2 separate regions of the Mus musculus genome follow, and region 2 is linked to region 1. The links are chromatin contacts, found by POLR2A ChIA-PET in ENCODE. All regions are on one chromosome and are shown on one strand. The core of a region is the stretch at or near the end of the contact, and the rest is flanking DNA. Distances in the headings are between cores, read along the strand shown. Region 1 holds the start of Luc7l2 (LUC7-like 2 (S. cerevisiae)). Region 2 holds the start of Klrg2 (killer cell lectin-like receptor subfamily G, member 2).

The links. ChIA-PET counts read pairs that join two places held with the same protein, here RNA polymerase II (POLR2A).
Region 2: POLR2A ChIA-PET joins it to region 1 with 44 read pairs in Patski. The contact joins the promoter of Klrg2 here to the promoter of Luc7l2 in region 1. POLR2A ChIA-PET finds 5 or more read pairs at or near these places in 3 of 5 experiments (Patski and embryonic stem cell).

The regions. Positions count from the first base shown.
Region 1 is chr6:38,548,463-38,553,802 of GRCm38, forward strand. It overlaps Luc7l2 (LUC7-like 2 (S. cerevisiae)), which reads left to right and starts at 2,872. Exons shown (of 10, transcript NM_138680.3): 1 at 2,872-3,446. The coding sequence starts at 3,386.
Region 2 is chr6:38,634,021-38,640,027 of GRCm38, forward strand. Klrg2 (killer cell lectin-like receptor subfamily G, member 2) reads right to left here and starts at 3,219. Exons shown (of 5, transcript NM_001033171.2): 1 at 2,356-3,219. The coding sequence starts at 3,046.

The sequences.
Region 1 (5,340 bases), core at 1,622-4,121:
TCCCTGGATTTGGGGTAGGAAAATGGCTCAACAGGTAAAAACCCTTGCCACCACGGCCAAGCCTGACAACCTTAAATTTGTTCCTGGGATTAACATGGTAGTAGAGAATCAGCTCTGAAAGTTGTGCTACACTCCCACTGTTGCACAAAAATAAATGTTTCTGTTTTCCAGTTGGACTAAACCCTACAAATCAAAAGGCCTGGTCACAACACAAAGGGAGGGAATTTCTGCTCTAAAGCATTGAATTATTATTTTGCTGTTAACTTTCTTGGTGTTGAGAGTTTGAATTACAAATAAAAACATTTGGTAAGAAGCAGATGCTTAGCCGGGTGTGGTGGCGCACGCCTTTAATCCCAGCACTCGGAAGACAGAGGCAGGCAGATCTCTGAGTTCGAGGCCAGCCTGGTCTACAGAGTGGGCTCCAGGACAGCCAGGGCTACACAGAGAAACCCTGTCTCGAACCCCCCACCCCCAAAAAAGCAGCAGATGCTTATCTTCTACAGTTATGTGACGGGGAAAGAAAGCAATGCAATTTTTGAACTATATTCAAGTTAATTAGGCTAATGTGTTTTGTAAGGTTTGTTTTGTTTCCCTTCTCTTCCTTCTGAGTATTGGGGATTGGAACCAGGACCTTACCAGCACTAAAGAAGTGATCTACCACTAACCTATATCCTTTTCCTTTTGTTTCCATTCTGAAACAATCTCTGAGTTTCAGGCCAGCTTGGTCTACAGTCAGTTCCAATCCAGTCACAGTTACACGGTGAGAACCTGTCTCAAACAAACAAAATCCACAAACACTTCAACCTAATTACTCAGCATTTTTGTGTACTTTTCTAAGAATGTGTTTCTCATGATAATACTGCATACAGGGTAATAGCGAATCTCTTTAGAACATAGTTTGCAGTTTTCTATTTATATCAATTTCCTTTTTTAAAAAAACATTTTTATGTATTTGATTGTTTTATCTCAATGTATGTGTATATATGTGCTTGGTGTCTTAAAGAAAATATCAATTCTGACATTGGAGTTCGAGGGTTGTGAGCAGTCGAAAGGGTGATGGGATCCAAAGACTTTTAACTTCTAAGACTCTCCAGCTCCCATTGTACAACAATTTTCAAAGGATCTCTGCAAGTAGTTGTTTGGAATTGTTTAGAATTTAGTTTTTGAACCAGACATTGTGGCACATGCCTAAATCTAGAGTAGCTGAGGTAGGATGACAAGTTTCCGGGCAGTTAGAGCTACACAGTTTAAGGAATAAATCATTTGGTCCTTTGTTAGTGTGAGCTGCAATTAGCTAAAGCTGGTTATGGAATCACGGATAAATAGGAGACACTAGGCCCTATGATCCCTACTTGGCAGCTGGCTGCTTGTTTAGGCCCTTGCTATTGATCCTAGGGTTGAAATGTAGCAGGCAGTCGTCTATACAGCTGGGCTCACAAATGGAAGAGGAGCAGGTGCCCACCTTGGGCTTCAAGCACTTCACTGGGTAATATTTGTGTCTTGAACCAGAAGGCTGAGGAATTTGGAGAGAGGGTAATGTTAAAAATTGGGAAGAAGCTGGGTGTGGTGGCGCACGCCTTTAATCCCAGCACTTGGGAGGCAGAGGCAGGTGGATTTCTGAGTTCGAGGCCAGCCTGGTCTACAGAGTGAGTTCCAGGCTACACAGAGAAACCCTGTCTCGAAAAAACCAAAAGTTGGGAAGAAAAAGTGGAGAGAGACGACATGTAATTAAAAAAACAAACAAAAACCCAAACAACAACTAAACAGTTTTATGCTAAGTTGGCAGCTCAGTTTGTCTTTTGTGTCAGGGTGATGCCTAACTTCTGCAGAGGTGAAAAATGTCTCCATTCCTAACCTATGCTGAGTCTCCGGTATTCTCACTTTTTAAGGCTATTTTTCTCATAACATTGACACCCTGTCTCAAAAACAGTACTCTGAATAATTGTGTTTTTTTTTTTTTTTGGCAAGTTGCTGACTAGATAACGTAATTTGCATCGGCTCAGTGCCTAGTTAAACCTTGGAATTGTGATGATTCTTTCATATGATTTTAATATGAAGCTGGCGCTAGTTTGAAGTTTTAGTTCCTCAATGCATGGGCAATTATAATGAAACGGCAAAAAATATCCATAATTTCCCAGTTATTATCTAAAGTTGCGACGTTTCAGCTTAAAAGACTCGCCAGTTTTTTTTTCCTTTTCGAAAACCGGTAAGCAGCCGTGGCCTAAGTATTTCCCGTTGGCTCACTCTGGCCTCAGCCCCACCAGCCTTGAGATTAAGAAATCAACTACGGTTGGAAGGTCGCAGTCAGCAGGGCGTGGGAGTGCAGGGCGACAGTCAGCCAAGAACCCCACGGAAACGCTGCTCTGCATTATGGCCTGTCCCAAGCTCTCACTTTGCCCAGCTCCGAATTCAGACTAGCAGCTTCCAGCTGTCCTAAACGTAGCAGAAGGGGTCGGGAGGCCTGATTTCCACTGTGTTGATTTCGCGGTTTGTTTGCTTTTTCTTTTTCCTGAACCTGACATGTCCCGAACTCGGGCACTGATGAGGGGCAGTGGCCTGAGGATAAGGTTAGGTGTCCTCCGCTCGGGCTCGGGGCTCCCACGGGCTTGCGATTCCGCCAGCATCCGTCGGGAAAGCACTAACCCTGAGAACTTCTGTCGCACTACTTACTGCGACTCGCTCTAAGCTCGGCACTGGCTAATTTGCGGCTGGACGCCAGGGCGGCAAACAGCAAAGGCCTAAGTGACCTGCTGCTTAGACGCCCGGGGCCGAAGAGGCTTCGGAGTAGGCTAAAAAAAAAAAAAAAAAAAAAAAAAAAAAGAGCATCATTCTCGCGAGACTCAGCCTCCGAGAGGGGCGGGGTGAGCAGACGTGAACGCGCTCGGGAGCCGTTAGGGTGGGACCCTTCGTAGGAGGGGCAGGGCGGAGCGCAGCGACGTGGATGGCGATTGGCCGAACCCCCACGGGAAACGACTAGGCGCGAGCTGCGTGCGCGCTCCCGTCGCGGCGGCTGCGAGCCGCGTCAGAGCTCGCTTGCTGGGGGGGGGGGTTGACGGCTTCTGGCGGGTGTTGGTGTCGGGAGGAGGCGAGAGTCGGCTTAGCCTGTGTCGCGTCTGTCTCAGGAACCGGACGGAGAGTGAGGGCACCAGGGCTCACTCTCTAGGGGGGCTGCCATTTTCCGCGTTCACGCCGTCGTGAGGAGCGCAGCCCGGACTCTCCACGACCCCTCCGACTCCCTACTCGCGGGCCTCGAGGCCGCGGCGGCCACCGAGACAGCGCCGCACCTCCCCCACCCCTTCCCCTCGTCCCCCGCCCGCCAGGGCCCGGCCGGTGCCCCACCCCCGCCTGCCTGCCCGCCCGACCGCCCGCCCGCTACGCCGCCGCCATGTCGGCGCAGGCCCAGATGCGCGCTATGCTGGACCAGTTAATGGGCACCTCTCGGGACGGTAAGTCGCTGCCAGAGCCCTGGGGGTGGGGGAGGGGCCGTGCCTGGGGAGGGGGAGGCCTCCGAGGGAGCACTTGGGCGCGCGCGTGCGGCCGAGTAAGGGGTTCCCAGATTGGTAGCGCGAGGTCCCCCCCGTCTCTCTTCCAGTCCAATCAGGGCTTGGCAGGCGGTCTTGGGGGCGGTGACCGTGCGGATTGGCGGGAACTGCTGCCAATGCGGCGAGGCGGGGCCTGGGAGCAGAAAGGGGAGTTTGTGCCTTTTGCTGTTGACTTGGCGGGGTTGGGAGAGCCCAAGTCTGTCTTGGAGTAGTGGGGCGGTCAGTTTGACTATTGATCAGGGACCGGCGGGGCGCTCAGGTCTCCACCCCCAGCTCCAGCTCCTTTCCTCTGGGCTTTCGGATCACCCCTCGCCGCCGTCCTCTAGAGTGTGGAGAGAAACATCCCCTCCCTCCCTGGTCTTAACGAAACCACTACTAACCCCCAGTTCCAGGGACGCTTCGTCGAGCCCTTACAGAATCAACTTTTTTTTTTCGTGTGTGTGGAAAATCTGACCCAAACCATGGTTTCTTAAAGTGGGTGTGTTTGGCCCCATTTTGTAGAAGTGTTTAGGCCTATTTTTTTTTCCCACCGAGAGACCTCCATTTTGTTAGACCACGTATTAGAGACTTCAGTAAATATTGGCAAATTTTACCTGTGCTGAAAACAGAATCATTTTGGATATTTGATGCCCACTGAATTAGAATTGAAGGAAAGGGCTTTTAAAAATACAGTTAGATTAGAATCCTTAGAAAGAGTTATTTACGTGTTTGTTTCTAAAAATGATGAAATGTTGCTTTTGGGGGATAATTAACAATGTACTTTCAAATTAAAGTTCAGCACTTTCTTAAAAAAAAAAAAAAACAAGTCCAAATCCTGACTTGTAAAAACTCGTTTAGGCAAGTTTTTTAGCGATTTAAATGCTTTTTTTTTTTTTTTTTTTTTTTTTTTGGACAAGTTTGGCTTACAAGAAAAGACGTACATAAATTTAGCTTAATTGTAAATCCTGTTGAATTTTCTTGAGTTCTTTGCGGAAAATATGGGAGAAGATAGAACCTATTTCAAATCTTTTTTAGCAATACTTAATACAGCTTTCAGTGTAAGGTTAAGTCCTAATAAAAACCCACTGGAAATTTTTCTTAAAGATAGATACAGGTGGATAACAGATTTATTGTATAGAGAGGAGGGAAAAAATGGAAAGAAAATAAGATTTATTTGTGAGTAGTAAGTAATCCCTTGAAAGTTAAGTAATTAAAAACACCACTGGAATAACCTAACCTTTCATGCTTGGGTAAGAATGTTTATAATTGCAGCATGTCTTAACTTTCTTCCTTCTCCATCATAAGTGAGGATATTTAGAAGGGGCTTCATACAGGAACTTAACAGTTCAATATTTGTAATAACATTTTAGAAATCTTAAAGGCTTACCTTATGTAATCTTTAAATATGAATTGATGCCATTATTGGTAACTTCTGCATAGATAGGATTTCCTTATGTATTTTACTGGGAGGTTAGTTGGATCAAGGTAACTATGACCTGACAATTTACTTTTCTTTTTTTTTTCCCTGTGTAGTCCTGGCTGACCTGGAACTCACTCTGTAGACCAGGCTGGCCTGGAACTCAGAAATCCTCTTGCCTCTGCCTCCCAAGTGCTGGGATTAAAGGCATGCCCGGCTGACAATTTTCTGATAGCAGCCCCCCTCTAGTATTACAAAACTGAACTGTTAAATATGTAGTATATCTGTAAATTTCTCTTTGTAGTCCCAGAATGAAGCTGGATTCTTAAAGTTTAATTATTTTTTTACTTAAATTTATATTCCTGTGTCTGTCCCTGAATATTTTTTAATCCTTCAGACCTA
Region 2 (6,007 bases), core at 1,969-4,468, 86 kb after region 1:
CATTCTTCAGCTATATAGTGAGTTGGAGACCAGCTAGCATATATGAGACCCTGTCTTTAAATGTGTCTCCTGGTCTTCAGTACCTTCACTAACAGCTAGACAGCTCCTTCAGGGTACCTGCCCAAAGAAACAAGGGACTAGACTAAGCAACAGCACCCCCAACCCTCTCCATAGTAGCTCGCTCCTTCCAAGGTCACACGGGGCTGAGAAGTATCCAGCCTGTGACATCTACCAGCTGGGATCCAGCAAGTCAGAGTCTCGCCTTAGACTGCATCTCTCGTGATAATCAAGCACTCGGAAGAATTCCTCATCCAAGCAGGATCTTGCACCTTATTATTATCTCTCTAACTCTCTATATAATATATATTAATATATATTAATATATTAATAATATATATACTATAATATATGTATATTATAATATATAATCTCTCTAACAAGGTTTCCTTTTTGGACAGGCATATGGCCCACCATCCAGATACCCATCAGAATGGTGGGAGAGATCTCCATCCTTCAGCTAGCTTAGTTGTACCCGGCCCGTGGTCCTGCCCACTGCTCTGCCTCCTGATCCTGCCCTCTGCCAGTGTTCCTGTCTCTTCTCAGCCTGGCGTTTGCCTCAGCCCTCCTCCGCAACACTGTAGGAGCTTAATTTCTAGAACAAACCCAACAATCCGACTCTTTAAAGGATCTGATGAAGGAGCTAGAGAAACGGCTCAGTGGTTAAGAGCACTGGTTGTTCGCAGCACCCACAATCTGGCTTCCAACTAACTGCCTTTACTTCCCGTTCTAGATCTAACACCTTCTTCTGGCCTCCAGGAATGGAAGTGGTATACAGACATACAAGCAGACACTCATACACATAAAATAAAAAATTTAAAAATATAAAACATAGATTAAAAAGCTATAGGCTGGTATAACATCTCCCTAAAGAGGAGCATGACATTATCCCTAGAACAGTGACAAAACTAGGGCCATTTGTCAAAGAGGAATTAAAGTTCAGATGGAGGTGAGGGTACTGCTCAGCTGGCCCTGAAATCGAGGCTGTCCTGGTCTCAGTGTAATCACGAGGGTCCTTACCTGAGAGGAGGGAGGCAAAGTGCCAGAGCAGACAGATCCCACCTAATACTACTTGGGATCAACAGTGAAGGATCTCTCACTGAGGTGAAGTAAGGGAATTGCCCCGGAGCCTCAGTGAGAGAAGCACTGCCCTGCTGATAGCATCTCCTTAGACTAGGGAGCCTGTGTCAGACCTCTGATGCAAGATACCAAGTTTGCATCAACTAGAGGCACCGAGCGAGCGTGTGGGAAACTTGCAATAGCAATGGCGAACCCATTCCACATTGCAGAAATCTGCTCACAGAGTTCTAAAAGTTTTTCGTGATCTCTGAGCTCCCCCCCCCCCCCCCAAGGACTCCTGGGTGCTCCCTACCGCTTAACTTTTCCACTGCCCCACGTTTGGGCAGTTTGCTTACTGGGCAAGGTTCTAGTCCCTTCAGGCTTCTCTGTTCTCTCAAGGCTAATATGAACCTCCGCCACCCACGACCTAGGGTGGCCCAGTAAACCAACCACAACAGAGCAATTCCTTACTCTAACTAACAACCTTTAGGGGGCTGTACTGGTTACTGTTTTGTCAACTTGGCACAAGCTAAGATTTTCTGGAAAGCGGAACCTCCCTTGAGAAAATGCACCCACCAGATTGGCAAGTACAGATTGTAGGCAAATCTGTAGGGCATTTTCTTAATTACTACGGGCGGGTGCAGGTGGGGTGGGTGGTACAAGAAAGAAAGCCGAGCAGAAAGCCAGTAAACAGCTTTCCTCCGTGGTTTTGCTACTGTTCCCCTGTTCCCGCCTCCAGGTTCCTGCTTTGGCTTCCCATGATGATAAACTATAACCTGTAAGGCAAATACAACCTTTCCTCCCCAAGTTGTTTTTGGTCAGCATTTTATCACAGTAAGAAAAAGTAAACCAACACAGGGGCTTTCTGCACTGCTAGACTTGCCTCTCCTTCACACGCAAAGCAAAACACATGCCATCTGGCGCGGGGCCAGCTCAGCGTGTGTGCTGATGGGTGACCCTCCTGAAGGCGGAAAGGAGCCCAGCCCTTGGAAGTGTACCCAGGCCACCACTGCCACGTGATTCTGAATCATCTCCCCTCACCTTACCCAGAGTTCTACTTCTCCAAGATGCTGCGCACACTAAGAAGGAAGGAAAGTTTCCGGGAGGAGGGCTAGGGGCAGGATCCTGGGTTGATTCTTATTAATTCTGAGACAGAAGCAGGATGGATTTGGGGGCAGCCAGATTGGCTTCTGGTTAGTCTAGTTCAGGGACCGGGCACGAGCACTTTTGAGCACTCACCTATGAGCGTGATGGCCCGCGGCAGTTTCTTGCCATCTATGCCTGCGCGCTGCAGCAGCGCGTCATCTTCTTTGGTCAGTCCGGGCTCGCGGCAGCGGCAGCGGCAGGCGGGCGAGCCCGGGGGGACCATGCAACCCTCAGCGGGGCTGACAGACTCGGTGGCGTTCGCGGCAAGCGGCGATCCTCGGCTCCACGTGGAGCCTGGTGACGGGGCGCGGGGCAGCCACTGGAGCGTGGGAGCGGAGCGGCGGGCGAAGGCTGGCGATTCGGGCACTGGCACGGTGAGAAAGCGCGTGGACGGCGCAGGCGAGGGCGCGCGACTAGCCCCAGCCGCGCCCACGGGCTTCACGCGCACGTCCACCTGCAGCTCCACGGGCGCCCAGGACGCGGGTGCGGGCTCTCCTGACGCCGTCCAGGGCTCCAGCTCCGCCTCTCCATCCCGGGGCTGCTCGGCCCACGAGGGGCTCGGAGACGGCAGCTCGCGGCTGCACGAGCCCAGGCGGCGGAAGGCGCCGTAGCCCAGACTGAGCGGCGGTACGCGAGGGGAACCGGACAGGGCTGGAGACGGAGACTTCTCCGGGAGCTCCTGGGGCTGCGCGTCCGGCTCCTCCCACCCGGTCCGCTCCGGCCTCGGGCTGTCTTCGGAGGCCCTGGGTTGGGGCGCCTCCGCCGGGACCTGCGGCGGCTCCATTCCCGAGCTTTCCGAGGGCTCCTCTGGGGACCCGGTCTCACCCTGGCCTCCTCTAGACGCTTCCCGGGTCCGCTCCGTCCTCCGCGCCGACTCGAGACTCGCCGTGCGAGCGTCGCGTTCTAGGCTGGGTCCCCAGAAGTTTCGGGTCGTTCACGTTGTCAACTAACAGCTTCACTAGAGGACCCTGTGTGATTGGCTGTGGCTATGGATTGGCCACACCCTCGGAACTCCAGCCTGGCCTTTCCGTGGCACCGGTTGCTGGGAGGACCCGGTTGAGCGAGTCACAGAGTGGGCGGTGGCTCTTAAGGCAGCACTGGGAACCCAGAGACTGGCAGATTCCTTCCTCTCCTTCATCCCGAGCCCCACCCGTTACCCCTGCTGGCTCTGTGCTGCGGGTGGATTCAGTTGTAGACTGAGTGGGAAGGGATTGGCTAAATCTGCGTGGATAAGGACTTCAGACATATCAGAACAAGGAAAAGTGATGGCGACAGGGTCACCGGTTGTGGTTTGGAAGCGAGTGAAAGGTTGAAGTCCTGATTCCAACTCTGGGAGCTTGACTACTTGTAGACTTAACACGGAGAACGAGGAATGAGCCAGACGCTTTGGTCCATGCCTGTAATCCCATCACTCTGGCAGCAGAGACATCTCTGTGAGTTTGAGGCCAGCCTGGTCTACATAGCAAGTTCAGACCAGCCTGAGTTTATAGTGAAACAAACAAAAATAAAAACGAAATAAAAAAATCAAGGAGAGAATGCTCATTTCCCCATGAAGTGTCATGTGCTCTACCAGCTTAGTGAGGTAGCATGATGGTTCGAAGACAGCTTTGTGGAGAGCTTTGTGGATTTTTCTGTTTGTCTTGATTTTTGTTGTTGTTGTTGTATTTTATTTTGTTTTGCCGTTTTGGTTTCATTTTGTTTTTTGAGACAATCTCTCTAGGTAGTCCTGGTTGTCTTAGAACTCGCTATGTAGATCAGGCTGTCCTGGAACTCACGGAGTTAAAAGCATGCTGAGATTAAAGGCATGCACCACTACACTTGGCTTGAATACAATTTTTGTTATTATAGACTTACTTGTAGTGTTGACATGTATGTAGCATATGCCTGCTTTTTGAAGCTCAGCTATTTTGAACCTCGAGTTGCAGGCATTTGTGAACTGCTGGATGTCGGTGTTGAGATTTGAACTTGATTTCTGATGATAGGGCAGCAAGTTCTTATTGACAAACATCTCTCCAGTTCCTAAATAGCCTTTTAAAATACAGATTTGTTAAGGTCCCTTCCGAACTTCCTGAGTCTGAAGAGGCATGAGGCCACTACTGTTTTTAACCAGTACTCCAGGGTAGGGCTAGCAGATAAAAGAGGTAGTTTAAAGCAGAGGCAGTTGAGTTTGAGGTCAGCCTGGTCTACAGAGCAAGTTCCAGGACACCTGGGACTGCACAGAGAAACCCTGTCTTGAAAAACAACAGCTCGCCGGGCATGGTGGTGGACGCCTTTAATCCCAGCACTTGGGAGACAGAGGCAGGCGGATCTCTGAGTTTGAGGCCAGTCTGGTCTACAGAGTGAGTTCCAGGACAGCTAAGGCTACCTAGAGAAACCCTGTCTGGAAAACAAAATAAAACAAACAAAAACAAACAAACAAACAAACAAAAAAGAAAAACAACAGCAAAAAAGAACAACAACAAGGGGTAGTTCAATTCAGTCAAAGTCTGACTTCAGGTGAACAAGACATTCATTCTGGAGGTCACACTCAAGCCCTTGTGTTTGCACAACAGGCCCCTTACCAACTGAGCTGTCTTCTCCTAGTTCCATGAAAATGCATCTTAAAAGGCATGGGACTGTGATTATAGGTTGCCTGTAACCCCAGCACTTGGGACATCAGCAGCTCCAGACCATACATGATGATTTCCAAGCCAACCTGAGCTACAGGAGAGTCTCAAAAAACAAACAACAAAAACCCAGACTGAAAAAATGGTGGGGGGAATAGCTCAGTGATGGAGCTCACACCTGGCATAATCCCTAGCGCCCTTTGTCACCATCAACCTTCTCTTAACAGAACTGTCCCACCCTCAGTCCATGTCCCTAGTGCATTTTAAACCTCTGCTCTTTCTACCTTTCCTTTTTTTCGAGACAGGGTTTCTCTGTGTAGTCCTGGCTGTCCTGGAACTCACTCTGTAGACCAGGCTGGCCTAGAAATCAGAAATCTGCCTGCCCCTGTCTGCCTCCCAAGTGCTGAGATTAAAGGCGAGCACCACCACTGCCAGGCTAGAATTTTTCTTTTCTTTTTTCTTTCCTTTCCTTTCCTTTCCTTTCCTTTCCTTTCCTTTCCTTTCCTTTCCTTTCCTTTCCTTTCCTTTCCTTTCCTTTCTTTTCTTTTCTTTTCTTTTTTTTGAGACAGGGTTTCTCTGTGTAGCCCTGGCTGTCCTGGAATTCACTCTGTAGACCAGGCTGGCCTCGAACTCAGAAATCCGCCTGCCTCTGCCTCCCAAGTGCTGGGATTAAAGGCATGCGCCACCACGCCCGGCCCAACATCTTCCTTGTAGGGAGCAGGCACCCTTGTCACCAAGTCCAGCAGGTGCTCTTCTTTGTATGGTGGCCCCTGGAGCCTTTGACGGTTCGACATGGCCCTTTTCTCACTCTCTTCCTGTTTTGTTTTGTTGTTACTTGTTTTAGAGTTTCCCAGCAACCCAGGTTCTCCCAAACCTGGAGATGAAGCGGATGGAGATGGCTTTAAACTCCTGATTCTCCTGCCTCCACCTCTGAGCACTGGGACTGCAGGCATGCACCAACATACCTGAGTACTTTTCTTGCCTTAGAGTCCCTCTCACCCACACTTTCCCCAACACCAAAGCTGACTGGCTTTCCTCCTTCCCTTAGGCTCTGCTGTCTCAGGTCTGCTGTCTTCAGCTTCTCCCCATTTTCATTATTTCAGGGGGAAATGTTTCCCACCCGATACAGGTTTATATAT